Regions from separate parts of the Mus musculus genome. Here all the other regions are linked to region 3. A link is a loop called in an ENCODE intact Hi-C map of the cell type or tissue named here. Cell type or tissue: left cerebral cortex. All regions are shown on one strand. Links, peaks and the distances in the headings refer to the core of each region. The heading gives the core; the rest is flanking DNA.

Region 1 (10,328 bases), core at 1,348-9,347, 140 kb before region 3:
TTGATACAGAAATTGCTTTAGGAAGACCTTACTTGGCTATGTCTGCAGATGACTGTTAATGGGTGACTGGGTAATATTTCAATGAAGCAAAAGATGAAATTGAGAATGATTTGCATCTTAAAATGGAGAGTATTCTAATTTATAAATATGCTTTGCTCTATTATTTATTTAAATTTAGATATCTTTGGTCATGGTTTGTAAAGACTCTATGGAGGTTTTGCATATATAAAAATGCGTTTCTAAATACTTGATGTTTTAATGCCTTTGGAAAGAGTATTTTTTATTTCATTTCTATTCTAACATAAGATATATAGAAAAGCATTGGACTTTAGTATAGAGTCCTTGTGTCTGTCTCCTTCCCCAGGTCTATGAGTTCTAATAGTTAATTACTCGATGTTTTAGACTTTCTGAGTATTCAACATTGTAATGGAGCAATAACTATATGTTTATATTTATTGTTTTAATTCTTATTTTTCCTTGCTAGATTAGATTGGCTTGGAGCTTGACAGTGTTGAACGGAAGTAATTAAGGTGAGATTCCTTGCCATATTGTCAATCTAAGAGAAATCAATTTCAATGTTTTCCCATTAAATATTTTTGGACTTTAAAATACCACACCATTAAGATTAAGGAAGTTTATTCCCACCTGATTCATGTAATGTTGAAGACTTGTGCTGATATGAAATGTTATGAGTATTTTTTCTATATGCACTGGGATGCCAGTAATTCATTTTGTCTTTTTTATTATTATAGGGAATTACATTAATTGGTTTTCAAAAGCTGAATTCCTGGAACACATCTACCTTATACTTGATTTACGGGACTTTCACATAGTATTGATTTATTTGCTTAGGTTTCATATATCATTTTTTTTATATATTTTGATATGCCTTTGGCCTGAAAATTACCTGAATGCTTCCTACTTCTGAAAAAAAAAGTTTTCTCTGGAAGACCAGGAAGTGCTCTTAACCACTGAGCCATCTCTCCAGCCCTCTGTTATCTAATATAGAGTCTCACGCAGCTTGGGCTGGCCTCTGACTACTTTGTCCTTGAGGCTGGTCTTAACTCTTAATCCTCTTGTCTCTATTTCTCGGCGTGTCCCATATTGTCTCACCAGCAGTTTAATTATCAATACTTACTCATATGCCTTTTATTCTAACCTCATTACAAAACTACCCTCTGCTCTTTATACTTCCCTCTCAGTAGAAAGAAATGCATTGATGTAGCCCATCCCTGAATTTGCTATGTAAGAAGCCTACAAATGAGCTGGGAACTACAATTGGTGATTTTCCTAAATCTCAAATACCCTCGTTTCAGACTTCAAGATCTGTTTCAACGATTTCCATTGCTAATTAGACTATGGGAAAATGCTTCAAAATACAAGATGGAGAAGACCCAGAAAGGATTAGAATCCTCTCGATGTGCTATTTAAAAGGTAACAAAAAAACCAAAGACATACCTTAGAAGGCATACAGTGAAATATGAGAAATATTTGTTATTTCACCCTAGAAGCTATCTGGGTAAAAATTCAAAATTGTAAGCAAATAAATATAACGCAGAAGAAACTTTAAAATAGGCTCTGTGACATTTTAAAATCATATCTTATGTTGACTGAACAGCTTTAGGTAAAGGAAGCCTTGTCTTTTCTTTCTGCATAATTTTCTGTCTGGCCTTAGCCAAAAATATGAGTTTTGGGGCCAATGAGTTGAGCGTAGACTCCAGAATGGAGACAAATCTCAGCTTTGAGCCATGGGTGGACCTACCACCTATTGTTAGTTCTTGTTTTGGCACAGGCACTAGGGAGAATATCATCTTGGAATGAGGCTGGGTATGTTTCAAGACCTAGAAGAATGTCTGTGTTTCAGGCATTCAGAGGATGACCCGTGGAGGAACTGGGGTTGGAGATATGGAATTGGGTGATTGGCTGGACTTCGTCTCTGGGTTTATGTGTGCAGAGCCCAGAAATGAAGAGATATTCCTTCAGACTTAGATCTGTCTGTACATATAGGGAGAGATATGAGAATGACATGAGCAAGAAGAATGGGGAGAGGGTGAAGGACATGAAATGGGGATGGGGAGAGGAAAGGTGAGAGGAAGGAGGAGGGGAGGGGGAGAGAAGGGTATATGGGAAGAGAAAGCAGAGAGGGGAGAAAAGAGGGGAAGGCAGGAAAAGCAAGAGAAGAGGCGGAATAATGGGGAAGGGGAGAATGCAAAGAAGTTAAAAAAAGGAAGAACAGAGGGGGAACAATTAAATCTATACTTAGAAGACAAAAAGTTAAACGGATGGAATCTGGTGTGGTGGATCACTCCTGGAATTTCAACACTCCCAGAGGTTGAGGCAGAAGGATCGCTATAATTTCAAGGCCAAGTCTGGCCTATGCAGGGAGTTTCAGGATAGCAAGGGCCACAAGTTTAAAACCCTGTCTGAAAAACCAAAAGGATGAAGCTATCATTTAGGAGCAAGCTGATCCAGAGTAAGACAGATGAAGGGGAAGCTGAGGCATGCTGGGCTTCTCTTCCTGACTGATTTCTCTGAGAGCAGAAAGGCACTGGGATGCCCGAACATCTTGCTGTGAACATGTCATTTGCTGTGTCTTATTCCCATTCCCTCTGTATATCGCAGACAGGTGTGCCTCATGGATGTTGGAGCCCATTGCCACCAGGCAGGGATCCTTTCCCAGTGACAGTTCCAGCTCTGAAAGATCCATCACAACTCGTGCTGGCCTCAGCTCAGATTTGCTGCCTTCAAAGTGTCCCCAGCTGTGCTCTGCCTTTGAATGTGCCCCCGACAGCTCTCTCTGTGGAGAACAGAAGGCAACTGCTTGCCTCAGGAGGGAGAATTTAACTGGCCGAACTTGATACATGCCCTCGCACTGCCATGATCTCTGTTAGAGGTGCCCACGTGCAGTGAGCAATTGTAAGGCCAGATCTGCTGTGCCGGTGCCTCTGTGCCCTGGCGAGCATTCTTACTGCCTTGGCATTCTAACATAAATGTCTTCTCGAACAAGGTATCAGTCTCAGCAAGGAAAACTTAAGGATGCGTCTTCAGCTGATAGGGCAAAACTCAAAAATTGTTCTACACAACATCTGGACAGTATTTACTCCCATCCTTTATAGGAAGGAAATACATTAGAGCAATTAAGAGCCGGGAGTGTGAATTCAGATCTGTCTGGAGTTCTGGTTTCATTATTTACTTTAATAACTCTTTTCACCTTTCCAAGTCTCACTTTCCCTTTTGGGCAATGGGCACAGCAGTGCCCATATAGAATAGTATGAGAAAGAGAAAATAATGCTTTGAAAGTCCTTATATAAGGCAGAGGTCACCTGGAACTCTTTTTAAATGCTGTTTCATATGGGTGAGCCCTCTCAGTGTCCTGCTTGACAGATAAACAGCAAAACTCTAGGGGGCGCTGTCACACTGACTGGGTCAGTGCAGATAGAGCCTGAGGGTTAACTTGCCTTCTGTTGACCATAAGCCTTGTCTACCCACTTGAGGACCACCTGCTGTCTCCATATATGGGGCAGGCAGGATTTGTGAATCTCCTCTCCTGATCTTTAGTTTGCTCCAGCCTTAGGCCTGATCTCTGATGTTTCTATTGGCCCTTTACGCTCTGCCACTTAAACAGGCCATCTTCTGTTCCTTCTAAGGAAACACTGCTGACTTTGCTACTCCAGTCACAGTGTCAAAAGCCACAGCAACAAACCAAACCAAACCAAACCAAACAACAACAACATGGAAACAGGCCAGCCATAAAGCTTCAGCAAGCACAAAGGAAAGGTCTCATTTGTTAATAAAAGTCAGTTATTTTGTACTTTGGTCCAACTAATTACAGTTTCACTGGGGAGCCCCTCACTAACAGGATTGGTAATGCCTTTCAATTATCCCCTTGGGAAATACAGGTTCTAGTGGGAGAAAATGGCTTCTTTATAATGGTCTGAGTAAGTCCAAGATCAAGGCCAAAGCCACCACATTGTTAGGAAATAAGATACTTGAAGAAACACACTGTTGAATGGAGGGTAGGTGATGAGTTGTGTATCCCAGCCCTTCCAACAAATAGATGCCAATTCTCAAGGTTACATCCTTCTGGCTAAGAATGGAGCTTGTGAACATGAGATAGTACATCCATGAAGAAATTCTTCTGTGTTGTATTTACTCAGTTGCCATGGACACAGGGGTTTCAGGAAGTGAAGCCCTACGTATAGGGCATTGTCCATCTGCCATTGGACCCCTCATAGGTATATGATGACACAGCTTGCTAGTCCATCATGTTTAATCATATTTCAAGGATCTGGGGAGTGGCTGTGTCTAGGTCTCAGTGTTAAGAATGGTTGAACCTCAGGTTGCATCAGCGTTTCATGCACATGATTTTGTTGTGGTCTTGCTGTGGACTGGGAATTGGGCTAGCTCATGTGGGCACAGGAGTAAGTACTGTGAAAGGCATAGGCTCAGTCCTCTGTGGAGCTTCTGGACTATGACAAATAAGGATATTGAGACATTAATTATGGACATTATAGCATAGAGCACATATCACATTTTGATTCAGTTTCCAGATATCTCAGATCCAAATTTGTGGCAAGTGTGTAAGCCATTGGTGATTGCATGTTTAGCTGTATTATTGACTCAGTTTCATAGTCCCACCCTGTTTTGACTTTTTTTCCTTTCATTTTCATTTCTAAATTAAGCCATCTTGTAAGCTGTCTTAAATCTTTCCTGGCACAAAACAAGCTCTGCATTTAAAAATAAATACATAGAAACTCAGCGAGAACCATTCAGCAGCTTTTGTTCCCTTGGATGGATAAATGAGGACAGGATGCCATCCTTCCACTGCTGAACGCTCCGCCCTGCTCTGTTGGATAGTGGCTGCAAGCTAGTCTTGGAAACAGAAAATAAATTTGTGCTGTTCCTTATGTTTGAGGTGAACAGTGGTTCTGTAGGTGTTAATCTTGTCAACTTGTCAACAGTGGTTCTGTAGGTGTTAATCTTGTCAACTTGATGGGATATAGAATCACCATAGAACCAGGCTTCTAAGCATGTCTGTGAGAGAGTAACTAGATTAGGGTAATTGAGGGGGAAAGTACCACCCCAATGAGTGGGGGTCCTGGACTGCATCAAAAGTAGAAAGGGAGCTAGCTAAAGCACTAGTTTCTGTCTTTGCATGCTGACTCTGGATAGCATGCATCTTAGGACTACTCTTGCTGTTATGAAGTACCGTGACCAAAACAACTTGGCGGGGGGAGAAAGGGTTTATTTGGATTCTGCTTCCATTTCACAGTTCATCCTTTAAGAAAGTCAGGAAAGCAATGGAAATGGGGCAGGAACCTTAAGGCAGAAGCTGATGCAGCAGTCATGGAGAGGTGCTGCTTATTGGCTTGCTTCTCATGGCTTGCCCAGCCTGCTTTCTTACAGTCCCCAGGACCACAGGCCCAAGAGTGGCTCCACCCACAATGGGTTGGGCCCTACCCATCCTCACCCAAGAAAATGCTATACAGACTTGCCTACGGCCCAATTTTATGGGAGCATTTTCTCAATTGAGGGTCCTTCCTCTCTGACGATTCTAGCTTGTATCAAGTTGACATAAAACTAGCCAGTGTACCACATGACCAGTCATGTCATGCCCCAGCCACCATATAACTTCCCCATTGTCACCATGGTAAACTATACTCTAAGAATGGTGAATTAAATAAACCTCTCCTTGAGATGCTTCTTGTCAGGATGTGGTTACAGCAGCCAGAAATGTAACTCACCCAGAAGACACTCATTGGCTGTTCCCTATGCAAGAAGACACTGTATGCAAGAAGACACTGTATGCAAGAAGACACTGTATGCAAGAAGACACTGTATGCAAGAAGACACTGTATGCAAGAAGACACTGTATGCAAGAAGACACTGTATGCAAGAAGACACTGTATGCAAGAAGACACTGTAATCCAAGTGTTGTCTTACCCTTTTCTTCCTTTATCAGAAAATTCACTCCTTCAGTATCTGTATCATGGTGATGCTAATACATGGCTATAACATAGGAACCTGAAAACCTGCAATGGCCCTGGTATACCAGGAGCTTATCTTTTGCCTGTGTGGCAGTGAAGCACAGTTGTTCCTCCAAATTTTCTGGGGGTTGCCTTCCTTGATATAGAAACTTGGGATGCAGACGCTGCCTTCTCCTAAGGTCTTGCCACACTTAGCATCCAACATGTGAGCAGAGGAAGGTATACAAACATGGCCTCTTCTTCTAAGCCTTCGTTTAGGCATGAATATATTTCTTCTGCATCTACATTTTTGCTGAGAACTAGTTTCATGGTCATGCAATGTAAATAAAGGCTCAAGACCTTACTTGATAAAGTAGGGCCACCATGAAAAGCCACTTTGCAGGGACAATGCTCAACCACATGAAAATGGGTACATTCTGGTATGGAGACAGCCTTCTCTGCTGTCTCCATTTAAGAGTATAAGGTGTCCATTCTATATTTTAGAAAAAGAATTAAAGTGAGCCTGGAAATTGCAAACCAGAGAGAGGAAGCCCTTAAAGTGAGCTAGTCTCTGAAGCTAAACACTACAAATCAAGTTCAGATGACATGGAATTGCCTTGTCTGGGCCACAGCGAGGTTATATCGTATTGCTTAGGCTATAGCTGAATAAAATGAATAGCACGCACATGTGTGCCACACACTGTCTTGCTTATGATGGCATGCCTTTATGCGTCAGTTTGTTCTGCCTTGATGATGAGGCTGTCACACTGCCTCCACCTGCATTCCAGTTCCAAACCTCTTTCCAGATTTAGCTGTCCTTGTGCCCTGTCTTGCACTGGAACAGATCTCACACCCGTCTCTGGCTACACCTCATGGATTCTTTCTCTCCAGTGCCTTAGTGTTTCTTCTCTTCAGGTGGAGCTCCTGCTCTGTCACCTCTTAAGAAAGTATCTCTGATGGTCCCAGGAAGAATATATTATCCCACCTGTTACTCATCCAGAAATGTGACTTCATGGTCTACTCCTCTGTTGCCCCTAACTGCTCATAAACTTCATGGTGCAAGGGACAGTTCTCATTGAAAATCATTTGGACGGCCCTTCACAAACACCATCTGCTTCCCATTTAGGGATGAATGCATTGAGCATTGCTGGTCAGCTCAGCTGTTTATTTTGTAGGGCATAAATTGGTCATCTGTGGCTTGATGGACCAGCTGCTAGCAAAAAGGACCCTCCTCTGTCACTTATTAGACACTGGTCGGGGGTGCTGGTGGACACAGCCCTTATGTTCCAGTTCAGTGTTCCTCATGGTGTACTGCACTTAGGAATCATGAGAGGATCTTGTTAAAATGTAGACTCTGATTTTGAGCTTCTGAGTTGGAAGCCATGACTGCGCATTTTCAATGAGCCCCCAGGTGCTGTGGACCACATGGCCCACAGCAAAGACCTCATGCTTTGTGAAGAGTATGCTTCAACACACAAATTGATCTTTGTGTGTGATGCACACTTACTCTACTGATAGGTTATAATCACAGCTGCTTTTATTGGAAATGTTTGCATTAAAGAGGGGGAATTCAGTCCATCTGGTTTTTGTTTCATTATCCTTCAACAGTCTAGTGAGAATAACAATAGTCCCAATAATGGCACAATTTATTAATAATTTAGTATCAGCTAGAATGTGTTAGCTCTTCCTATCCTGCCAGTAGCACTATGGTTACTATTCCCATTTTACACAGAATGAGCCTGCATTTATGATGCTGAAGATCATTTCTAGAAAATGCAATAGGGAGTACAAGAACTGAGCTTTGAACATATCTATGTGATTTGAAATATTGGAGTATTTACTCCCTCCTGCCTCAGTTGTTCCTCTTCTCTTGTTCCTTTGATTTATTCCATTCCATATGTTCTCTCTCTCTGTGTGTTCCTCTTCCTCTCTCAAACACACATACACACACACACACACACACACACACACACACACACACACACTACCCTCACCTCAACCCCACTCCAGTAAACACAGCCTTAGACAGATGTTTGGGAAGTTTCCACCAGATGTCTTGTGTCAAGGTAGAATAAATATCTGTGTAGATATTTTTCTTCACCAGATGCCATGCTAACTCTCTCTCTCTCTCTCTCTCTCTCTCTCTCTCTCTCTCTCTCTCCCTGCATAATTTGATTGCAAACTGTAATCATCTCCTGCAGACTTCATAGACCTTCTTGACTTTTTCTCATCAAGGCTGAGAAATTTTTGAGAAACCCATTGGCCATGTTACCCAGAGCAATTGCCTTCTAGGCTGGCCACCCCATCCTTGAATGTCCGCATGCTCTAAATCACACTTGGAGTACCTATTTCTCTGCAAATGTTCCCTAACTGGTAGGTGTCATTCAACATTAAACATCTCTCCTTGGGAGTAAAGGTTAACATCCTCAAATGTTTAATTTGAAGTCTCGTGTAGAAAAAACAAACAAACAAACAAACAAACAAACAAACAAAGCTTCAGGATGGGATTCTCTGTTTGTCTTGGTAATAATCCTTCATCTTATTGTGATTTTAAATTAAGATAGAGATGCTAACAGTAAAACAGAAAACCGTGTAGCTAAGATTATGCCAATTTACTTCATGTGATGTGTACAATGTACATGTGAAACAACTTGGATCACTTGGATTCTATTCCCAACATATGCCATTAGGCATATTCAAATTTTCCAAATTTTGAAAATGTCTGAAACCTCAAATTCTCAAGTATTTTGTGTAAGGATACTCAAATCAGAGAACCTACATTTTGGTGCATATTCTTATCAGCATTGCACTTCCTAAAAAGTTTTATTTATTTGTTATGTGTGTCTGTCTGAGTGTATGCTCAGGTGTGCATGCTGGTGAGTGTGTGGTAAGAAGAGAGCATCAGATCCATCCAAACTGAAGATATAGGGTTATTATGTAGGATGCAGGCTTGTTCCGTGGGTGCTGGAACATGAACTCATAATTGCACAGCAAGTATTCTTAACTATGGAGCCATCTCCCATCCCAGCAGTGCATGTATGTATATACGTCGTTACTGTTGCTAGTATCTTGTAATGATCCAGAGAATAACTTGGGAAGACATTAATGGGACAGCTGTGCAGATGTGAGTTATGCTCAGATCCAGTGCAGCTCAGAGTTCTGGAGATGACTCACTGGAGAAGACTGAGTTTGAATTTCAACTCTGCAATTTACGGGTTGAGATAAATTGGGTTTGGTGTTAACTTCTCCAACTTCTACTTCCTCATCGCCAAAATGGGGAAACTCACACATGATTCTTTCCCTTAATGAAATAAATGTAGGAAAAAATCTAAACCTGCATCTATGACTGCATATTAGAGCAGTCAGTCTAGTCAGTGTGAATGGCAGGTGGCTTCCTAGCATGTATTTAATCCTAAGTAAAGGGATGGGTAGAGAGAGCACCAATCACTGTTCTTCACCGAGCTGTGAATCTTCAATGTATGCAAATTTAATCTCAGATTTCCCACAGCATATGCTTTGTAGATTCAGTCCTTACGGCTGCCTTCTGCCTTGGTGTTGGAATGAGTATCTGTTCTTCTAAGTCCCAGCCTTTTACATGAGATGTTGAATCAGTGACACTCCTTCCCTAAATGTGAGCATAGGGATTATACATGGATGTGTGTATTGCAGGCATCTTCAGTGGACACACAATCTTTTTAGGCCCAAATTTGTTTACCACCTGAGCATACCTCCTCATACCTCAGATGAATAGATATGTGTGATCTGGTCCTTTAATAAATGTTCCATCTTCTCCAGGCCCAATATCTCTGGAGTCGTTCCTTATCATACTTAATTTTATCCACTCTGCTTTGCTGAATCATTCCCAACATGCCCAGTTGCTTCCATTTGACATGCCCTTCATTTGCTCTCTAATTGTTTCTGCTGAGATTCCCTTTAGCTTTGACATGCAGATCAAAAGTTTTCTCTCTCTTGAAGTACTACTTGGAGCATGGAAATCATTACAGCACTTTTTGTCATAGACTGTAGAAAACTTTTATTTGAACTATTTGCATATCTGAGTATATTTTGAATAAGGACTGCCTAAAAAAAATGAGATATACCTTGCTTATCTCTATAATCCAGCTCAGTGTCTGAGGTGGAGTAAGTTACTTAAACTAGTTGCTGAATAAGTTTTTAAATAATCCCCGCTAATAGATGAGGAACTAGGAACAGCATGTGGAGACATTTCAATGAACAGTGCCACAATATCATCTAATCAGCCTGAGAGAGACATAAGTGCATTACAGGCAGTGTGAAGACATCAGTCACCTGGAGCAAAGCAGGTAGTAGTAGAGTGTGCTGGTTTTGTCTGCAACACCTTGG
Region 2 (10,328 bases), core at 1,276-9,275, 150 kb after region 3:
TCATAATCATTTACTTTCAAGTATTCCTGAAAATGCCCAAAGTTGATTACAGCATCCTCATCCTAGATGAAGAAGAAAGGTCAGGGAGATAAGATCAGAGGGAAGAGTCAGAGCAAGGAGGACCAGCTGGATGTGTCCTATTCCAAGCCTATTTATTGTTGGTACAAGTATTGAAGCAACACTGTGTTTCAATACAGAAGAGTGTAAACAGTGAAAGATAAGGGTCCTCAGACCCCTATAGTGGGAACTCACTGTCTGAAGGTGCATGAAAAAGTGCCTAGATGGCCTATGTGTATAAGCTGGAGTTATGTCTGTAGGGAAAATGAGGAGGCTAGGAACTCCGTGTGTTCTTTGAGGTAGACTTCTTTTTCTAGGAAATGTCAGTGTTCAATCTTAAGATTTGAGCTAGAGAAAATACTCAAAGAGTTAAAGGGATCTGCAACCCTATAGGTGGAACAACAATATGAACTAATCATTACCCCCAAGAGTTTGTGTCTCTAGCTGCATATGTATCAGAAGATGACCTAGTCAGCCATCAGTGGAAAGAGAGGCCCATTGATCTTGCAAACTTTATATGCCTCAGTACAGGGGAATGCCAGGGCCAAGAAGTGGGAGTGAGTGGGTAGGGGTGTGGGGGAGGGAGGGTATGGGGGACTTTTGGGATAGCATTGGAAATGTAAATGAAGAAAATACATAATAATAATAATAATAATAATAATGATAATAATAAAAGATTTTAGTAATGAGGCCTATCACTAAGGACAACCATGTTTACTTAAAGTCATATGATAACCACACCAACAAAATACCTTCATAGCATCACCTGAGTACCATTTTACTAAGCTACTGGTCCTCTTAGTCTAGCTAACCTGCCAAGTCAAATTAACTCTCATTCTGTCAGGAGGACACTTTATCCATTTAGATTGTCTGACTTTCAAGGCTTCTCTAATTCAGAGTTTTTCTTACTAGTGCTCTCTCTTCTTATTTCTTCACAATATCCCATTTTAAATTGAGATGCACAATAATGAACTCATCATAGCAGATCTACAAAAAGTCTCCCAAGTAACTTCTATACTCGTGTACCCCTTTTCTTCCCATCTAAAAGAACCTTTACTGACAGAGAACCAGTGAAGGTTATTTCAGTGAGGTAATTATTTAATCTTGATGGCAAGATTTTCATGAGGAAAATCCATTCCTGTCCTCTATCCCTTCTTATCAATACATAGTGGATGAAGAAGGAGGCTTCCTTGTCCCCACTCCATCTTCTCTTTTGAGACAAATCTGTCACATTTTAAGGAAAGTAGAAGGATATCTGACATTAGAGTCAGAAAATTGGATATTTCACAGAAAATTTAGTGAATATTTACTGCTGAAACCTGACAATATACTAGGAGATGTGCACCAAATGTATAATTCAACTGTCACAGTAATTGTGGGGGTTGAATCATTTTCGGAGATGGTTAAATGGAGACACACAGAGAAACAAATAATAGCTGTGGACTGAGCTTTTAGTTATGGCTTGGAGCCGTTGGTTGTCTCTAACCACTGTGTTCTGCCACATATTACCCTGTACTGTACTGTTCTTCACAAGTCCATGAGGAGTTTGTATCCTGAATAATGGCTGTGATGGTGCTGTGCTGGAGGGAAAATCCTGGTTCTCCATAGGACTCCAGCTCACTCACACTGATGGAGAGAAAACTCTTCTACTAGCTGCTGGAGAATTTTACACACACACACACACACACACACACACACACACACACACACACACACTGCCTTGATTATTTCATTTAGACCATTTTTTTAGAAAGTGAAGTGGCATTTATTTGCTAATTTCCTGTGTCTTTAATAGTAGAATTCTACAAGACCAGAGAGCTGCTTATTTTGTTCAAGATCTCTTTTCACAAGGCATAAAAAAGACTCACTATAATACAAAGCACTCAGTGCTGCTGAGTGAAGGAATGGCTGGCTGGCTGGTTGAAAAAAAATGAATGAAGAGCACAGGCAAAGCCTTGGGAAAGGAGGGTAATCTGTTCCTGTCAACTTTCTGCCCTGAGGCAACTGCTCTCTTCTCAGGAAGCACTTCTTGTCTGGAGGTACATAAACCCTAAGTGACATCCTGCTATGTTTTGTCCTAATTGTCATAGTAATAATAATGTTAAATAGGCCCTTGCTTATAAATCAGTCATATAGCAATTCTACCTTATTGTCCTATGAGTGATGACCTGTACATCTTTTCTTCATGACAACGAAGCTATATTCTGTTCAAAATGCTGGATCTCCAAAACTTCGAAGTCATTGATCTGGATTGAAGCCTCCGGTTTCTTCTACACTATTAATACTGGACCCTTACTGGGAGCTCCTTTTGGGTATTCTTTTCTTGTCCTGTGTCATGGAAATCCTGCAGCTTTGGACCTGCAGGACCTGCCCTTTCACATAATCCAGATGATCATGGATGGGGTAGATGTTGGAGTGGGCTAACTCAAAGCCCTGAATCTGGCCTAGTAGGTAGCTGAGTTGATCAGCCTGCCACCAGCTAACCTGTGCCTACACTATCAGGGCATGTTCTCCAGCATTGCTAAGGGTAGATCACTCAGTGATGCAGCTGGCAAGGGTCAGGGTCAGCTCTCATGCTCTCATGTCCTTGAACTGGCTCACCACCTTCAACATAGGCCCATTTCTACTGATGCTCTGAGGGAGGCTCACCTGCACTCCTACAACCAGAGCCAGTGCTACTGGTGAGATGCAGGACCCTGTCTCCCAAGTGTTGCAGCTAGTGAGAGGTGGGACCAGCTCTCCCAGTCTCATAAACTTGGGGATAGTTCTCCCATCTGCTATATGCACTGGAGGGTAGGAAGTGAAGGTCTCTCTTTCTTTGTCATGCCATCCTACAGCAGAAGAGGGGCAGGGCCCACTCTCCCAAGTGTAGTGACTGACAAGGGGTGAGTCCCCCCTCAACACAGTGCATCAGGCAGCAGTCTAGACATCTGCATGGCCTTTGGTGGCAACACGGGCCTGGAATTCCTTGGAGATCCCAGATGCCACAGGATCACAGACCCAGACATGACCCCTAGCAGCCTGGAACCAGATGTCCCCATGGCCTCAGGTGGTAGCACAGGTCACCCAGATCAGCATGTTTCCTCTCAGCAGCATTGCCCTCAGACTTCCACATGGTCTCTTTGGCTGCCCAGACCGTGGACATCTTCTTGGCCTTTGGTAGTAACTCAGGTCATAGACATCATCACAGACACCACAGCAAGTCCACAGATCTAAATAGAGTCTTTTGTAGCATCCCAGGAGAAGACCTCACCATGACCTGTTCATATCTGCCTGTTCCTTATAGATAGTGCCACCTTTCTCCATGGTGTACACCCTGCCTCCCCCCAAACACTGGGTTTTCTTTCTTTCATCTTTCCACCACATATTACATCTTTCCCATCACTCTGTCACAGTTTGTTCCTTGTAGAAGCACCCACAACAAGTACTTGCATGTCTTTCTTCCAGCCACCATAGTTGGCCCCTAATTATGTTTTTAATGAAGCATGGTTATCATGTAAGTGTACCATCATCCCACTTAGTAGCTAGATGGGGAAAGAGAATCATTATACTTTCTTGAGTAGAGTGTGGTTCTGGGAATTGCATACCAAGGTGCTAAATGAAAATGAAGAATTGCAACCCAGAATTAGGAATTTGATACCCTTAGGCCAGAGTCCATGAACCTCACTTATACCCTTGGCAATACCAATGGCATTGCTATTGTTGCTGAGTTAACAAATGAAGAAGAGCCATGAAAAGGACCTGTAAATCTTTGTCGACCATGAAGTTCTCTTTAAAGTGACCAAGCATCTGGAACACACAACAGCCTGCCTCAAATTCCTTGTGGTCACTGCTGCTTCTGCAAACACTGAAGAGGTGGACAATGCCAGTTGTGCTTTCTCTCTACCTTCCCATTTCTTTTCATGCCTCCAACTGGTAAACCCAAAGGAGGCTTTCTGACCAACAGTCAGAAAATGCAGTTTTTAGTTCCTTGCTCCGATGAGACATGAGTACTTCCTGAACTGCCCTAAGAAGATCTGATTGAGATGCACATCTGACTCAGCCAATCTGGGGAGCACTCCTAAGGGTTGGCTCTTCTCACTAGCGGCCATGCAAGGCTAGTGCTGCTGTTCTCTAGACCACATCTTGAATTATAAAACTACCTTCAGTAGATGCTGGGAAGGGCATGCATGGAATGAATAATCAAGAACAACCCAGCCACTATCTTGGATGCAGGATTCTTATCTGCAAGCTTCAGTTTCCTAAGGAATAAAGTTTAAATAACATTATCTTCTCTTTCCAAGATGTTCAGGTTAACCTTATACTACCACATAATTCCCCAGAAAGGTTATAGAAAAATGAAGATTTACAACTTTATTTCTAAATATTCTGATCTACTATGTCTTGGTTAAGGGACTAGATTTTGTCACTTTCCTATGTTGGACAACCAGATATCAGAAATTCAGCCTGTTTCATAGGCCATGGTACACACAGTAAGCCAGACATCACGCAAACAACCAATTACAATGTCAGATGCACAAGACTGGTAGTCACAGTTACCATTTATTGTAATAGTTTTAAGGAAAATTATATATGAGAACACATGTAACCCAGTGCCTATAATACATCTCTTTGGGAGCATGAAGCCCCAGGCAACAAGAGTAGGGAAGAATTACAAAGTGATTGGTTGCAGCATATAGCTTTTGACTTTGATAATACCAAAAAGTTGAGTAGCATTTTAAATTATCTATAGAGATATATTTAACACATAGGGTGTGAAATTTCATGAGAAACACCAAGATGACATTAAGAAGATATGCAGATGGTCTCCTAAGCAGATGGTTGAGAATCTCTCTTCCTAGAAAGATATTCTGAGATGAGAAAACAGGATATATGCTCTGAGCTGTATAAGTACCTAAGTGAACTGCCAACCAATATGGTCTGATCATACTCTTAGTCTGCTTATCCTATATTCCTCCAGCTCTATGTGCCTAATACATTAAAGAATCATAACTAAAGGTTGTTTTTTTTCTACGTTAGAACACTTTATTTTTTATTACAGTACTGACTACTGTTCTTTTCTTAAGAAGAACGTTTCCTGAGACCCCAGATAATCAATGGTTAGGGCAACATGCACTCTTTTATTCGCTCATCAAAGGAGATTTTATTTTATCTGCTTTATTTTTTCTTAAAAGCCCCTGGAATTTTACTGTGATGCATGATGTAAAAATGTACCCTGTGAAAAAGTGTTTTATTAAAAGACATTAAGGAATCATGAGATGTTAATAATACCATCTTGTACAAGCCAAAAAGGAAACATGTAATGCAGTGCTGAGCTGGCCCTGGGCAAACCTCTGCAGAAGAGAAACTCCTCTGTAGGAGGAATCTGATCTAAACTTCATTAGTAAATTCTTCCCCTCATTTTCCAGGCTTACTGGCTTTCAATGTCTCCAACATATGAAAAATACTGAAAACTTCCATACTAGAATGATTTGAATCAAGTACATAGGCTTCAATCCTTGCTTCATCATTTTATAGCTGGGAGATTTGGATGAATGACCCTATTTTCCTATCTGTAAAACTGGTTTAAATAATCAAACATTAAAAGTATTTAGTACATACAGAAGTTTGTCAAATCTCACTTTTCCTACAGACAGAGCTATTAAACAAGTAACTTGGTCTATCTGCCACAACTCCTTTTTCTAGCAAGTATGGAGTTTATTCACGACTACCTTTATTATGAGACTGTTGGGGAGTTACATTACTGTGGCTGGTCCCAGATGTGCCAGGTAATGGTAAAAACTTGTTTCATTAACTGATTTATGTGTCCTTAGGAGACAGACAAGCTTGGTAGCTCTTCTTTACTAGTGCATGATAGCAAGCCAATATTCCTTATTCTTAAGAACCTATTTACCTGAAAACAGGAGGCAGGATGTGACTGCTTGAGTGAAAAATGTCCCCTATAGACTCAGGGATTTGAACACTGGTCTGCAGTTAGAAGCACTATTTGTAGAAACTATGGCAGCCTTGCTGAATGAACAGTGTCATTGGGCATGTGTTTTGAGAGTCCATAGCCTTGCCCTACTTCCACTTCTATTCCAGTTCATTGCATCTGCTTCCTGCATCTGTAGTCAGGAAGCAGAGATGAATGGCAGGTCTCATCTCACTGTAGCCTTCCTTTTTGTAGCCCAGGACCCCAACCCATGGGATGGTGTTGCCCACAGTGAGTATAGGTCTTTCCCCCTTGATTAAACCAGTCTAGAAATCACTTTACTTTGTTTCCATAGACATTCTAAATCCCATAAAACTAAAATCCAAGATCAACCATCACACTCAGTAATACCAGTCAATTCTATCCAGTCAGATATATGGTCTAAAGTATTCCAAAAGAGTAGAGAGATGGTTTGTAAAGATCTCCAAAGCTGTCTGGGAGGACCTGTCCCTCTCCTCCCTCTCCCTCTCCTGCCTCTCCCTCTCCTCCCTCTCCCTCTCCTTCCTCTCCCTCTCCTCTCTCCCTCTCCCTCTCCCTTTCCCTCTCCCTCTCCCTCTTCCTCTCCCCTCCCTGTCCCCCTCTCTCTCTGATTGTGTTTGTGTGTGTACATGTCTGTGTTTCTTTGTGTCTACATGTGTGTGTAAATATGTCTATGTGTGTGAGTATGTGTGGACATGCACATACCACACCATATGTATTGGAAAAGACCTTGTGGTACTTCTTCCTTTCCTTCTACCATGATGACAATGGATTGAACCTCAGAACCAGTAAACAAGACCCAATTAAATGTTGCCTTGGTCATGGTGTCTCTTTACAGCAATGGAGACCCTAACTAAGACATTTCTTGTTCATCTAGGCTGGGAGGAGTCCTGATGGACCCTGAAAATTCAGGGGGCATTCTAGGGTTAGAACTCAAGCTAAACTTTTTTTTTTTATCTAGTTCCCAGTCACTATGGTGATAACAGAATTTCTGTCAACTCGTATTGAAAAAGAACAAGCACAGGTGCCATGAAACCATACTCTTCAAAGAAGGACATAATTGGTGTATGACATAGTAGAGAGGAAGTCAAATAAGCAGTAGAGTAACTGTGCTCTGGTTTGATAGACCAGAGAATGCATCACAGTTGTTGGAATGCAGTTTTCTGTGTCAGTATCTTATTAAGAATTATGAAAGTGGAACTGGAGCAATGACTTAATGGTTAAGAGCACTTTTTATCCTTGTCGAGGATTCAGTTCAGATTCTCTGAAACCACACAGCAGCTCATTACTGTCTATGACTCCAGTTTCAGGAGATCCAATGTTCTCTTCTGACCTCTGCGTATATAAGGCATGTACATCATGCATATGCATGCATGCAGGTCAAACATTGATAGAAATATAAATAAATAAATAGGTAGATAGATAGATAGATAGATAGATAGATAGATAGATAGATAGATAGATAGATAGATGGACAGTAATGAGTTTGAATAGATAGAACTGAGTGGTATAGGCTTATAAAACCTATGGGGAGAAAATAAGGTTCTTTTTGTTTGTGTGCTTCTGGTTTTGTTTTTCAAAACACGTAGGGATTCTCTGTGTGTATATCTGGCTGTCCTGGAACTAACCCACTTTGTAGAGCAGGCTGGCCTCAAGTACACAGAGATCCACCTGCCTCTGCATCTAAAGTGTTGGGAGTAAAGGTGTGTGCTACCACACTTGGCTCAGATAGGATTTTTATTATACTGTTTCCCTGAGTGTATCTAGCAGAGGGCTAGCTCCTTTATGTGCCCTGGCATGGAAGGGGTCTCAAAGCGATCATGTCTAAAACCAGCTTTATATTCTGCCTTTTGGATACTCTTATCACACATTTGCATGTTTAGTTTAAAGCTCCAAGAAGCACTGTAGTTTAAAAGTTCACATTTTCAAACCTTTCAGCTTATACATTCCACACATTCTTTTTCTGGAAATGCCTTGTGCCCTCACAGAGAATATGGTTTTGGAAACAGTGTGCTAGAAAACGAAAAACTATTGCTATCAGAATACCCTGCAAAGCCTGCAGCTTTTCATCTCTATGGGTATGCACTCTATACCACAGCTTGCTTCACACACAATGAGTTTGGGTCATATATATTCTATATTTTCACCCTATTCCTAAGACCTAAGATGCATGAGAACAAGCCACAGACCAGAAATAAATTTATTTCATTAAGATTGTTCACCATTAATGTTTCCTTTTGATTCATCAAATACTGTTCAACTTTTAAAAATTCTCTTTAAAATTTCATTTTTATTTAATTTTCCTGCTGAGATTACTCACTTCAAAAGTTCTTGCAGGCTCAATTTCTTTAGCTCCTTGTGTCTAATTACAATCACCCCTTTACAAATCTTTGTCAGGTAACACTAGCACTAATTACTCTAAAAAATTGGTTCATGTTATTTTTCCCTTGATAATAGATGGCATGCCCAGGATGACTTTTTTTTTAAGTTATCATTTCCTGGACACGCCAGTGCTATCTTTGGAAGCTCCAGGTTCCATTTATTCTCTTCTAGTGAAATGTGATTTTTGTTAGATTGCTTACCTGTCTTCCTGTTTCATGAGGCACTGCGGGCGGGCGATTAGTCTCATGCTGCAAATGCTGGCTCGTGAGCCAAACTTCAGATTTTGCCTTACTTTTGTTGGTTTCTTTGATTAGAATCTGCCTGTACTTTTATTGTACTCATGAGTCCCCCAGGAAATGTGGTTAAAGTTCATGTTTGAGATTAGAGGTTTCTTCTTCTTGCCCCCTCCTCTAGGACCTTCTTCTTCACTTCTCATCTGCCATGATTTTCAGTCTCCATCCTCTTGTTCTGCTAGCCAGAAAGATGGGAGGGTTCATTTGTGCTTTTATATTTTTATCCCATCTTGTTTGCTTTCTTTGTGTAAGCTTCCTAAGACAGTGCTGCCTTTAGTCTCAACTGGAAAGGAAAACCTTCGTCTGTGCCATCCCATCTCCTTACTCGTTACTGCTTCTGGTCTGTTTAGTGCATGGAGCTTCATACCTACCATTTATTATAGTTACATGTGGGAAGAGTACTATTTCATTAGCAGTTCTTGGCTTGATGCATGCAAAAACTCCTCTCTTACTTTAGCCTTTTCTGTAAATGCCAAAAGAATATTCCAACCTAATAGTTTATGTAAACAATTAACAAATAGCTTATTAAACCACCCTGTGGCATGCAATACTATAATGGACAGAAGAAGTTTGCCATATGTTAGAACATTTGATTCTTGTACTCTGAGAGTTGTGTTGGCTTGATGCTTCATCTTGAACTACCAACATACAGAGGGGAAAGAACATTTGTCTGTGAGATGAGTGTATCAGTGCATCAAGTTTATAAGATGTCTTAGGATAATTCATAACTAAAGTGTCTTATTTGATGCATGATTCTTGTGGGTGGATAACTTGACCAATATGCACTTTTATCTTGGTGATGCTCCTGGCTGAATTGCAGTGGAGCTGAGGAGTAGAAAGAAAACTGACTGCGTGCAGAAATGGGCACACGTGAGAGCTAAGAAGGAAGAGAGAGGGTTCAGAGGAGGCACCACTTTATGTTATATCAATCTGGGACATCTCATAAGTGTGATAACACTCCTGACCACACAAACCCCACTTAAGATATATTCAGATCCACTTGGTTCTGATTCTTACATATTCTACCTGTCAACAGTGCCACACTGGAGACAAGATTTAGGTACATGACATTTGGAAGACACACCAAATCCAAATCAAAGAAGTGAAATCTGACATTGACATGTTTAGACTTATAGTTTTTTGATCAACTTGAATTGCTTACACTATATTGTTTATGGGCATGCTTCTGGGATATTTTCTTGATTGATAATTCATGTGGGAGGGCCCAGTATACTTTGCGCAGTGTTACCCTAGGCAAGTAGACTCATATTATATGAGAAAGCAGGATGAACAAAGCCAGTAAGTAGCACTCTTCCATGCTCTCTGCTTCAGTTCCTCTTTCTACCTTTTTGCTTTGAGTTCCTGCCCTGACTTGCCTCCACTGTGAAATGTAACTTGGAAGATTAAAAGAAAAAGCATTTCCTATCCTGAATTGCCTTTGGTCATGTTTTATGTCTCAGCAATGGATGGGGCAAACTAGGATAAAAATTGGTACCTTAGAGGATGTTTTTGTGATGGACCACACTATATTCTTTTGGATAGAACTATGTGTATATGGAACACTGGAAAAGCCATTAAGTGCTCAGTGCTTCATGGGTTCTCTGTGGCAGCTTGGAATTAAAAAAAAAGTTGAAAAGAATGTGAAC
Region 3 (10,328 bases), core at 1,640-9,639:
AACAGGTCTCAAGAGATAATAGATTCCTGGTTAGTGTCATTTCAACTGTGCCTGGCGAATCTTTCACATTTCCATAACTATAATACAACTCAAAGGTGCTCAGTAATTGCTTCCTACCCCAATATATTTGAATAATAAGAACATCCACCCATCATTTTCTAGTGGTACTGGTATCTCTATAAGGAGAGATATATAAATACGTCTTTATGCAGAGACCCAGGAGGGAAGAGTAGTTGGTGGTAATATGAGCCAACATGTCCAGAATGACTCAGCTACTTTTCTTTGCCAAGCTGAGAATTTTCTGTGTGTTATGGTATATGTATGTGATACATGCCATTTTCCCCACGTTTGTACATGTGGAGACCAAGGAAGGCCGTTCAGTGTCTTCCTCTATTGTTGTTATCTTATTGACTCAGGAGAGGGTTCTTATTGAAGTGGAATTTTGCTATTTCAGACAAGATATCTGTCTAGTGTGCTCTCAGGAGCCACCTGTCTCTGCCCATCACTGCTGAGGTTTCAGCATGGGTGGTCTTGTACAGCTTTCTGTGCAGGCATTAAGATTGGAATTCAGGTTCAAATGCTGAAGACAAATGAAGGCCAGGATGGAGTCTGAGTGGTGGAGCTAAGTAGAAGGAAAAGCCATATATTGATCATTGACATGGGGAGGCTATTACACAAGCTATCTTTGTCCCCTCCCTGGGATTCTGCAATCATCTGACACTAAGCATTTTCCGTTTTACTCACCCACTTTCATTTTATTTCTTAAATATACACAACTTTACTTGTTTAGGCAATAACTAAATAAAAGAGCTAATCTCATGAATTAATTAAAACTGAAGTTTATATCAAATAATCTTTTTCTATTAGATTGTACTAGGCAGTGTGGTGACAGATCCTGAGTAAGATGTAGATTCTTCCTTCTCACCATTTACACTGTTCATGAAGAGGGTAAGCATAGGCATACAAACACCTGCTGGGCCCCAATACTTTAGGTAGCTACCATGGAAAGTCTGGGAGATAACTGAAAAAAAAATAGCTTCCTTGGCATGGGGCTAATATGGACACTCATAAAATACACCTCTAGAGGGTAGACTTAGATACTTGCATCAAAATTTCAAAGACACATGAAGTAGGACGCGAAGAAATGGTAATTGAAATGAGAATAAAACAATGTGTAATAACTAAATAAAGAAGAGGTGTCAAAATACTTGAGACAGTGATAAAGTTACAGGTAAAGTCCTTGTGTTGGAAGACAGCTCCATCAAAAAGCTAGAGAAAAGAAGCAGAGTACTTGGGATGGAATAGACTTACAGATGTAGATAAGGTATGAGTGCTGTTCATCTTTCTAAGGATTTTGATTTTTATCGTAAGAGAAATGAGAAGCATTTAAAATGGAGGACATAGTATTTGAGACAAAATTACATTTGTGGTTTATTATAGTCACTGCAGTTGTAATACAAAATCTGGATTGGACAACTGAGTATAAGGAAGTTAGAACATTTGAGCTGTTTTATGGGTAATTTTTGTAAGTTATCATTATTTTTAGGTTTCATGATTACATGGCAAGCACAAGAAAATCTGTGAAAAATAGTACAAACTGATAAATTTTAATTAAGAACACACTAATATAGAACAATCAATAGTTTTTCAGACATAAAATGTCTAGTTAGCTGGCTTAATGTAAGAGACAATGCCACTTACCACTGAAATACATGGCAGGAATCACAGACCTAATTTGAGATGTTGGTATAAATTAAGCTAAATGTTGTTTCATAGTAATAGGACTGAGTATTCATAAACTAGAAAGACCTGTGTAGTCTTGAGTAGGAAGATTCGATCTCTCTCTTCCTCCTCTCTGTCTGTCTCTCTTTTGTCTCTCCCTCCCCCTCTCCCTCTCCCTCTCCCTCTCCCTCTCCCCCCACCTCTCTCTCTCTCTCTCTCTCTCTCTCTCTCTCTCTCTCTCTCTCTCTCACACACACACACACACAAACCTCCTTAGAAACAACTATGCATTTAATGTTATCAGATGGCGTGCTATTTCCTATTGGTTTCAGATTTGCTGATTCTGATAATTTGGGTATAGCTCCATGGTAAGATACTTGCCTGGCATACCTGGGGTCCTGAATCAATCTCCAACACCTCAAAACAAAATGAAATGAAAGACGTAGTTCTGAGTCATATCCAGAAAAATATACAAGAATGGACAACAAGAAAAATTGGAAAAGAGAACATTAAGGATCAATTTCCTTTGTAATAGTAAACATGTCAGTTGAAAGCTTCCCACTGTTGTGATGCCATCATGTAAATTAACACGCATTTCTAAAGAATGAAATAAAACCTGTAGAAATAGATTTGAATGCATTCAGAGATTCGGGGTCCAATATAAGTTAAGCCACAAATGGTAAGCAGTCTTTTCTATTTTGTTTCATGGCAGAATTCCTAGCATCTAGACCATGTCTGGTGTACAGTAATGCTGGAATAATTGTTGAATAAATTAGTAAGTGAAGAATTGGATTCCTTATTTAATGTTTATGTATATCTATGAATTTAAGTTGATTCATATCACAACAATATTGCTTAAAATATATTAAAGTTTTTAACATAAAACATCAAAGTTGAATAGAAAACTATTATAATGTTTTCATGAATCTAGAAGGCCCTTCTAACTGTGACCCAAGTCTATGGAGCAGGAGACAGCTACACAGGCTTTATTGACTCTCATGCTTAATGGCCATTTCCTTTTTCCTGTCTTCTCTCCTTTTCCCCTCCTTTACTTCATTCTTCTTCTATTCTTTATCCCTCTTTTTCTCTCTCACCTAGCTCCTTCCTTTTCTTATTTGAAATGTGGATCAAGAGCTTAGAAACACCGGGGAAATAATAAAAATGTAGATTTTTCAATTGTGTCTATGTGCGGAGAATGCATGTATGTGTGTATATGTTGGTGCATATGTATGCACATATATGTGAGTATGTGTGTGGAGGCCAAATGATGATGTTGATTTTATTTATGTTCACTTTATATATTGAAACAGTTTTGTTTTGTTTGCTTGCTTGTTTCTTTGTTTGCTTGTAGCTGAACTCAGAGCCCATGATTTCAGCCACTGTATGTAGTCTGGCCAGTTTGCCATGGGGAGCCTCTGTCTCCATGTCTTGAACCCGAGGATTAGAGGCAGCAAGCAGTGGGTTCTGGAGGTCAGAACTCCAGTCCTCATGCTTGCGTGTCAAGCACTTTTACTGCTGATGCATCTCCCAGTCCTTTAGTTCCCGTATATTTTTAAAAAGTCTTTCCTCAGACTTTGGGTTGGTACACCTACATTATGACTAATCTTGGCTGACCTTCCATTGTTTTCCCAAGAATCTCATTATTATGCTGCCTAGTATCATTTCATTAGAGTTAGCATTTTACAAGGGCAAAGATTTCATATATCATTGATTGATACCTTAGTGCCTAAAACTGAGTTTACGTTATAGTTGGAACTCAGTAATTATCATTTTACTAATTAATGTTTGGGGGGAAAATAAAAGGAGTGTGGAAGGGACATAATAAATCTAGGCAAGTGTTTCCTGAAGAGACCTTGGGACCTGTTCATGAAGGAAGCCAGATTTTACTGTGGTACTCAAGGGCCCAGGAATGAGGGAAGAGGCACAAATGATAGACATTAGGAACATTCAGGGATTAGTCAATTAGTACCCTTATCCAGGCTCTGATGGAAGTTGATTGTTTGGGCCTGTGTTGGGAGACATAACCTCTTTGTTACTTCTATACTGATCCAGGGTCCTAGCTTTCCTGGGGAGCAAACTGTCTTTGCTGAGCCAGCATTTCTGCTGTGCTTCATTTTATTGCCAGTTGATATGCTTTTCTACCTACATTGCAGATCCCAAATAATGACTCAAGGCTTATTATTTATTAATTGTGGCTTTAAGATTTAAGCTAGGCTTGTTCCCTGACTAGCTCATTAGCTTGTAATTCATTAAAGCTGTTTATACTATTCTATGTCTGCTACATGGCTGGTTACTCTTCCTCAGTTTCATATGTCCAACTTCCTTCAACTCCGGATGGTAAATCTTTCCATCCCTGATTCCTTTCCAGGATCCTATATCTACTGGAACTCCAACTTTCCACTTTTTGCCTTTTGCTAATAGGCCATCCACTTTGTATTGACAGGTGATGTTTTTACACAGTGCCCAAAAGATTATCCCTACAAGTTGATACTTTATGGTTATGCCGTTTATGCCAATGATATAAGGAAGAGCCAGAATCCTGGGTGGTGGTTTTTGTTTGTCATCTTAGTACTTGGGTGGCTGAGACAAGATTTCAGTGTTTTAGTTAAGCCTGGGCAACATCATGAGTTCCAGGTCAGTCTGAGCTATAGAGGGAGAAGCTATCTCAATCCAAATGTAACTTAATTGAACCAAAATAAACCAAACCAAACATAGCATGACGAAAATATCATAATATTACATAGCAAAAACCTCAGAGTAACGTGTCATGTAAAATTTGCAATTAATTTAAGAATTTAGAATAAAGGCCAAAGGATAAAGCTACTCAGAAAACAGTTTGGCCAGGAAGACCTAACCTGAAAGCATATTGATACTGGAATGAAGAAAGTATGGAAAGATGACAGATGGATGCTTTGCTGAGTCATGAGTGGCATCAACTTTCTTTACTTCAACTTTGCTGGTCCTGGTAACGTGCATGGCCAAGAGCTATTTATGAGATTCTGAGGCCAAACCAAAAGAAGTCTGGCAACTTACAGCCAGGCCTTTTGGAAAGAGCTACTCTGTTGAAAACGAAGCATGGTATCAGAAGCCTGACCATGGAGAACATGCTGTGAAAAAGCCTAGAAACTGGGTGAAGAAAGGCAGATGTCCTGGCTTCTCTGAGATATTCTACTCATTCTACTCATGACTCCCGACATGTGAGTAAATAGTAAATATCAGGCCTTCCAAAAACAATGCAGAAAAGAATCAAAAAAGCCCAGCTGAAGGATACAATGAGGACCTGGACTCAAGACCCATGATCATCTCTTTAGTCACCTGCATATTTGAGTCTCTCCAGTCCATGCTCTGTTGTGACAGAGAAAAGATGAACTATTTCTATGAGGTCTACCAGAAATCCCAATGTACAAAGTTGTGAACACGTAGGGATGGTGATTGCTTTATGAGCATTGAGATGGCTCATTATATGGAATGAAGCATCTTGGTTCATTTTCTTGAAGACATTTGTTGAGCACCTACTGCTGCTTGGTGTTTTGACAGTGCTCTATCTTTGAAATTTCCACAAACTCTGAGGCATTCTTATGATATGTATAAAAAAAAAATCTGTGCTCAGTGAGTTGAGGAAACTTGCTCATGACTACACTGCTCATCAGAGCTGGGACTTACGCTGGGTCCTGCTAGAGGAAATAAGAGAGCTTGGCAAGTTGCTTGCTTAAGAAAAGGTTTGAGTTTACAGTTGAGCTGGAAAGGAATGTGCCTGAGATGCCAGTTATTGCAGAATTCCCCTGTGACTCTGCGAGGAGCCCATGAATTCTGAGTGGGCTGCTGACACCAAAAAAGAGTCAGCAGCAGATTGCACACAGATGCCACTACAGAGGGTTCTTTGGTGAGATTTGTTTTTTTGGCCAAGCAAGGCGCAGGAAATAAAGTGGAAAATGACTTTCACAGAGAATGTTTGTAGTGATTATCTCTGCAGAAAAACATCTACCCAGTTCAAAATCTACTCTCACAAATCTAATTCTTGTTCTATGCATAGAGAATCTCTGGTGAGGGGGTGCATGGTGAATTTATCAGTTGGAGTGTGATAAACAGCTGATGTTTCTCTTCCATGATGCCATTTCAGATGCTCAAGGTGTCAAATTTCCTCATAGTTAATACAATTGATGCCTATTTCTCAATTTGTTAAAATTGAAGGTATAAAATGATACACAATATGCCTTGGAAAATAAGGGAGAAAGAAGACTCAAATTAAGGTAGGGCTAGTTCCCTTTTTTCCACAAGGTATCCTCCAGGATTTCTCTGATTTAGTGCTTACATTTAGTCATGCCAGGTTCCCACTAGACTGTATGTAGAAGACCATGAAAGCTGAAATATGGCCTTAGACATTGTATTCACTTTGCTCCAGTATTCTATTTGTAACATCACATAGAGGCTCACAAGGATTTGTTCAATGCAGGTGCCCATTGTGCTGTCCTTTATGACCTTGGCTCTTGGGTTGGTGAACCCAAATTAAATTTTGGTAAGGATTATTATTATTTTCTTCATCGTATTGGGTGAGCTTCATTGCTTTGTAGTTTTGGTGTGTGCGGACTTCTTTATACCATTCTCTCTCTCATTATCCTGTGGGTGTCTGTAAAATCTAAAAAGAAGCTTCTCTGACCAAGATATACCATAAATATTTAGAAAGCAGTTTGACAAAGATACAGTTTACCAAATAAAAATAGTATCCCCATCCTAGGGCCTACAACCTCCTCATATCATGGGGGTTTGACTAGGTTTACAGTAAAAGGCATGGAATCCCTCCTGTGAATTAGATCATGATTTTAATCAGTAAGTAGTTGGTTACCCCTTTACAGTCATACCATATCATACTGCAGGAAAGATTTATGTATAATATTTTTGGATCTCTAATTCATGTGTATACTAGATATTATACTGCATATACATAATTTTTCCAAATCTACTAGTATACACAGTTAACTCACTTTATCTGCCCTCCTTCAATTGCAATTGTTTTAGATTTTTCTTCCACATATGCTGTATAGTAGTCTAAGTTTGGCTTAATTAAATCAAATTTAGAAAAGTAAAGAACAGAAAGGAAGCTCACTGTAATTCCTCGATGCTTTATCTTTCTAGAGGCTACTACTTTTTTTTCCTTCTTTGTGATCTTCCAAAACCCTTCTTTTATTACCACCTTTTTGCTTAGAGACCTTTCCTTAATTATTTTCAAATTTTTCAGTTTTAAAATTTCTGCTTCGTTCCCCTTGTAAGCTGGTTTGTCTCTGACACTTCCGACTTGTGTCTGGAGATTTAACTTCTATTATTTTCCAAATGTGCTTACTTAATAATTAAACACTGTGGTGTATGGTTGCTTTATGCTGATAGTTAAGATTATTACCATCATAGTAATGACATCTATTAATTAGATTTCTTTACCTAGTTTGAGCCCCCTCTCCTCATTTTTCATGTGGTAAATCACTTTGAAATAAAAGCAGAGACAACTTTAGATATTATTGGGTGATTTTATAACAATGTTATCTTTCTTTTCTTTTAGCTGGCATCTGGCTAAATTAGTTTGGTGGATGATATACAGAACCATCCCATTAAAGTCAGGTGAAGTTAAACAGGTCCACTTGATCTTTAGTGACATTTGTGAGGGAAGGGAAGCTCTTTTTAAAAGTTGTATCTATTTATTTATTTAGTGGGATGGGACATGTGGGAAGGTACCACAGCACTTTATGAAGGTCAGAGAGCAGTCTTTCGGAACTGTTCTTTCCTTATTTGTGGGTCTTGTGGATCAAATTAAGGTTCTCAGACTTGGCAGAATGAACAAGCCTTGTTACTCACTCAGCCATATTGCTGGCCCTGATGAAGATAGCTCTTTGCTACTGCAGGGTGGATGATGGAACTCTGGGTCCAGCTTTATTTCTGTTCCTATTTGTCCTCTCCTGACTGTGAGGAGAGTGCTTACTCATGAACAATGTTGTTCTCAGGGTCTTCCCTGATACCACCACAGTAGGGTGTAATGGAGTTGTCTTGTTGGTAGCCCATGGTGGTAGTGGAAGCCCAGCTTCCTCCTCATATGGTCACCTCTGATAATCAGAGGAGGTGAGCAGGGAAGAAAAGAGCAAAGCCTCTTTGTTGCTGAACTATGGTGAAAGCTGGCTCCCCACTAAGCCATTTCTGACTGCAGTTTAACAAAGGGATTAAGAGATGCCTCATTGTAGCCTGGCAAGTATGGATTTTGTTTCCCCACTTAATCTTTGTTGGTGGGGTTACTTTTTTGGATCATTCAATTACAATGGAAAGGTTTTTACTGAGTGTTTTTGACTGCTTTCGATCTGAAATATAATATGTAAGAAAGAAAAATAAAAGCTACTACCTACCAAACAAACAAATAAAATAGGAACCACATCATGGTGCTGTTCCTACATCCCAGTGTCAAGTCTTGTCTGCTTTTCCCTCCATCTTTCAGAATCATCAGTACCTCCCCCCCTTCTTCTTTCCTACCTCCTCCCCGTCCTCTCCCTCTCCCTGACACATCCTGTGATTTTTGGTTGCATTCAGAAAGAACTAGAACGAAGTCCATATACTCCATCTTCCTGAAAAAAAAAAGAATTTGTGCTCTTTACTGGGTATTCGAAATGGCTCCCTATTAAAACTTCAATCTGAAATTTTAAACTTTTGCATTGTGAGCTGAACAAAATGAGAGTATGATTTGTGATTCACACTTTCATTCTTTCATCGCAGTCATATGGAAAATGTAGGTGTGTGTGAATTCAAGGTAGGAGATCAGAACTTGCCTTGTCCTGAAACGCGACAAGCACTTATAGTTTCCTTCTCATCTTGCCTGATCCTCTCTGGAGGGGCTCTATTTTGTCACTGACCATGCATTCACAGTGGGGAAACAATTCTACTCACATTCTGTCTTGGTACTGTTGGTCTTTCCACCATGAACCTGAGATGTGAGCCTCTCAGGAATATGTGAGCTGTACTGGGTATGAGACACAGCTTCAGCTGGCTAAATCATAAGGGACAGAGTCCACTGTTTTTTTTTTTTTTTAAGTTTCTTTATTAGCAATAGGGTTTCCATAGTTAGCAAGTAAAAATATACAGAAACTAGGCAAAGAGGAGTTTCATCTGAATAGCACTTTTTAAGCATAAGTCTATCCCATGTAGTAGTTTGAACACACTTAAATTTATCCTTGTCTTAAATAAAAGGCAAGTTACTCTTTTCTTTTCCTTTATTCATCTGTCATTTTTATAACATGAGAAGGAAACTGGGATGTCTAAGGCCAGTTACATATACCTCCTAGTAAGCCCTGGGAGAGGCCAGGGCTAATTGTTTCCAGTACTCTTTTGAATATGGGGTAATTAGGGCTTTCTTCACTCTGAGTCTTAGTTTTTAGGAAAGAAAAAACTCATATCCGGCATGCCATTATAGAAAGCAGGATTAGACACCCTGTAATCAAATGCAAAACTAAATGCAATCTTCTTTCGAAATATATAATTCAGGTAATGAGTGTTGTGGACGCTGAGGAGCAAAAACACGGGGGAGGCTTGGGTTTGGCTCCTGATGCTGATTTCTGTGTCAGTGTTTACTCATTAGAAGATGAAATGATTGATCTAGGAGGCATCTGGGTGATACATGATATTAACTGCATTTTTTCCTGCTGTTTTTCGGTGCTGGCTAAGGACCTACAGCTGTGGGCAATAATGAAAAATAGCGAACATTTATAATTGTGGACGAGAAAACTGCTGTTGGAGTTTTTCACATATTTACTTACTCACTCATTCTATACAATACTCCCTGGGGCAGAGACTATTATCACCATGTCTCTTTTATTTATCAACAAAGAAACCAAGAGACAGAGAGGTAAAGAAAATTGGTCCTGATAACTATGGATGACAGGTGCCTTCATACAGTAAGCTTCATCATGTTAGGCACTCCAGCCTGGCAGAAAAAGGAGAACCTTTGAAGGACAGCTTTGAAGGCAATTCTGAGAAATAAAAGACTTGTCAATTGCCTCCACTTTCAAAGGGAGGAGAGAGGCACAATGCCACACAAGCCAGTCATAAGGGACTATTAGAAGAGGTTGGATTTATGCATGTAAAACATGGGGCATCTTCTGTATCTTCTGTGATGTGAGACAAGAATGGTCAGAACCCTATCAAGTCCTCTAATTAGAAAGAGAGCATTGGTAAGTTTGCCTTAACAGGACATTTACAAGTAAAAGGGAGGTTCAAAAAAGAAGATCTTCCATTATTTCAGAATGCTGGAACATTGCAGGGGAACAGGTGGAGTTGGGAGAGGAAAAAAAAAAAAAGAGGCAGTCCATTTATTGATCCCTGTTCCACCCCTGGTTCCTCAGCTGCAGAGGAACCATGAAAGGATGCTGATATTAAGGGTTGATTCAATGGGATTATGTTTCCAGACACGTGAAAATGGAGCTGTTCTTGTGGCGATGCTAATATAACGTAAATAATAAACAAAATGATCTTCCTTGCTCTACTTTGTCAAACACACATGCCCATTGGTGAGCTAGTGGACAAGTAGGACCATCCTGTATCTAGGCCTTGATTTCTTCATTCTTAGAATGTTTATGTTT

Evidence for each region. Hi-C counts contacts between places; a loop is a spot of excess contacts. Peaks named below come from ENCODE experiments on the same cell type or tissue, not always from the same donor. Only the 100,000 strongest peaks of a DNase experiment are listed, where the experiment ranks them.
Region 1: it touches region 3 in a loop (5-fold over the local background); 2 of 42 quality-filtered maps call a loop at or near these places.
Region 2: it touches region 3 in a loop (4-fold over the local background); 3 of 42 quality-filtered maps call a loop at or near these places.

Annotation. Positions count from the first base shown.
Region 1 is chr15:67,976,529-67,986,856 of GRCm38, reverse strand. No RefSeq gene overlaps it. Among named protein-coding and RNA genes, the nearest start is that of Zfat, 280 kb to the left of the region's middle. In left cerebral cortex, for the core only: a CTCF peak has its summit at 3,404 (motif pointing right); a DNase peak (open chromatin) is centred at 4,795; H3K27ac peaks cover 260 bases.
Region 2 is chr15:67,680,913-67,691,240 of GRCm38, reverse strand. No RefSeq gene overlaps it. Among named protein-coding and RNA genes, the nearest start is that of 1700012I11Rik, 460 kb to the right of the region's middle. In left cerebral cortex, for the core only: no CTCF peak of the experiment used is centred there; a DNase peak (open chromatin) is centred at 4,824; H3K27ac peaks cover 578 bases.
Region 3 is chr15:67,836,077-67,846,404 of GRCm38, reverse strand. No RefSeq gene overlaps it. Among named protein-coding and RNA genes, the nearest start is that of Zfat, 420 kb to the left of the region's middle. In left cerebral cortex, for the core only: no CTCF peak of the experiment used is centred there; a DNase peak (open chromatin) is centred at 5,519; H3K27ac peaks cover 1,053 bases.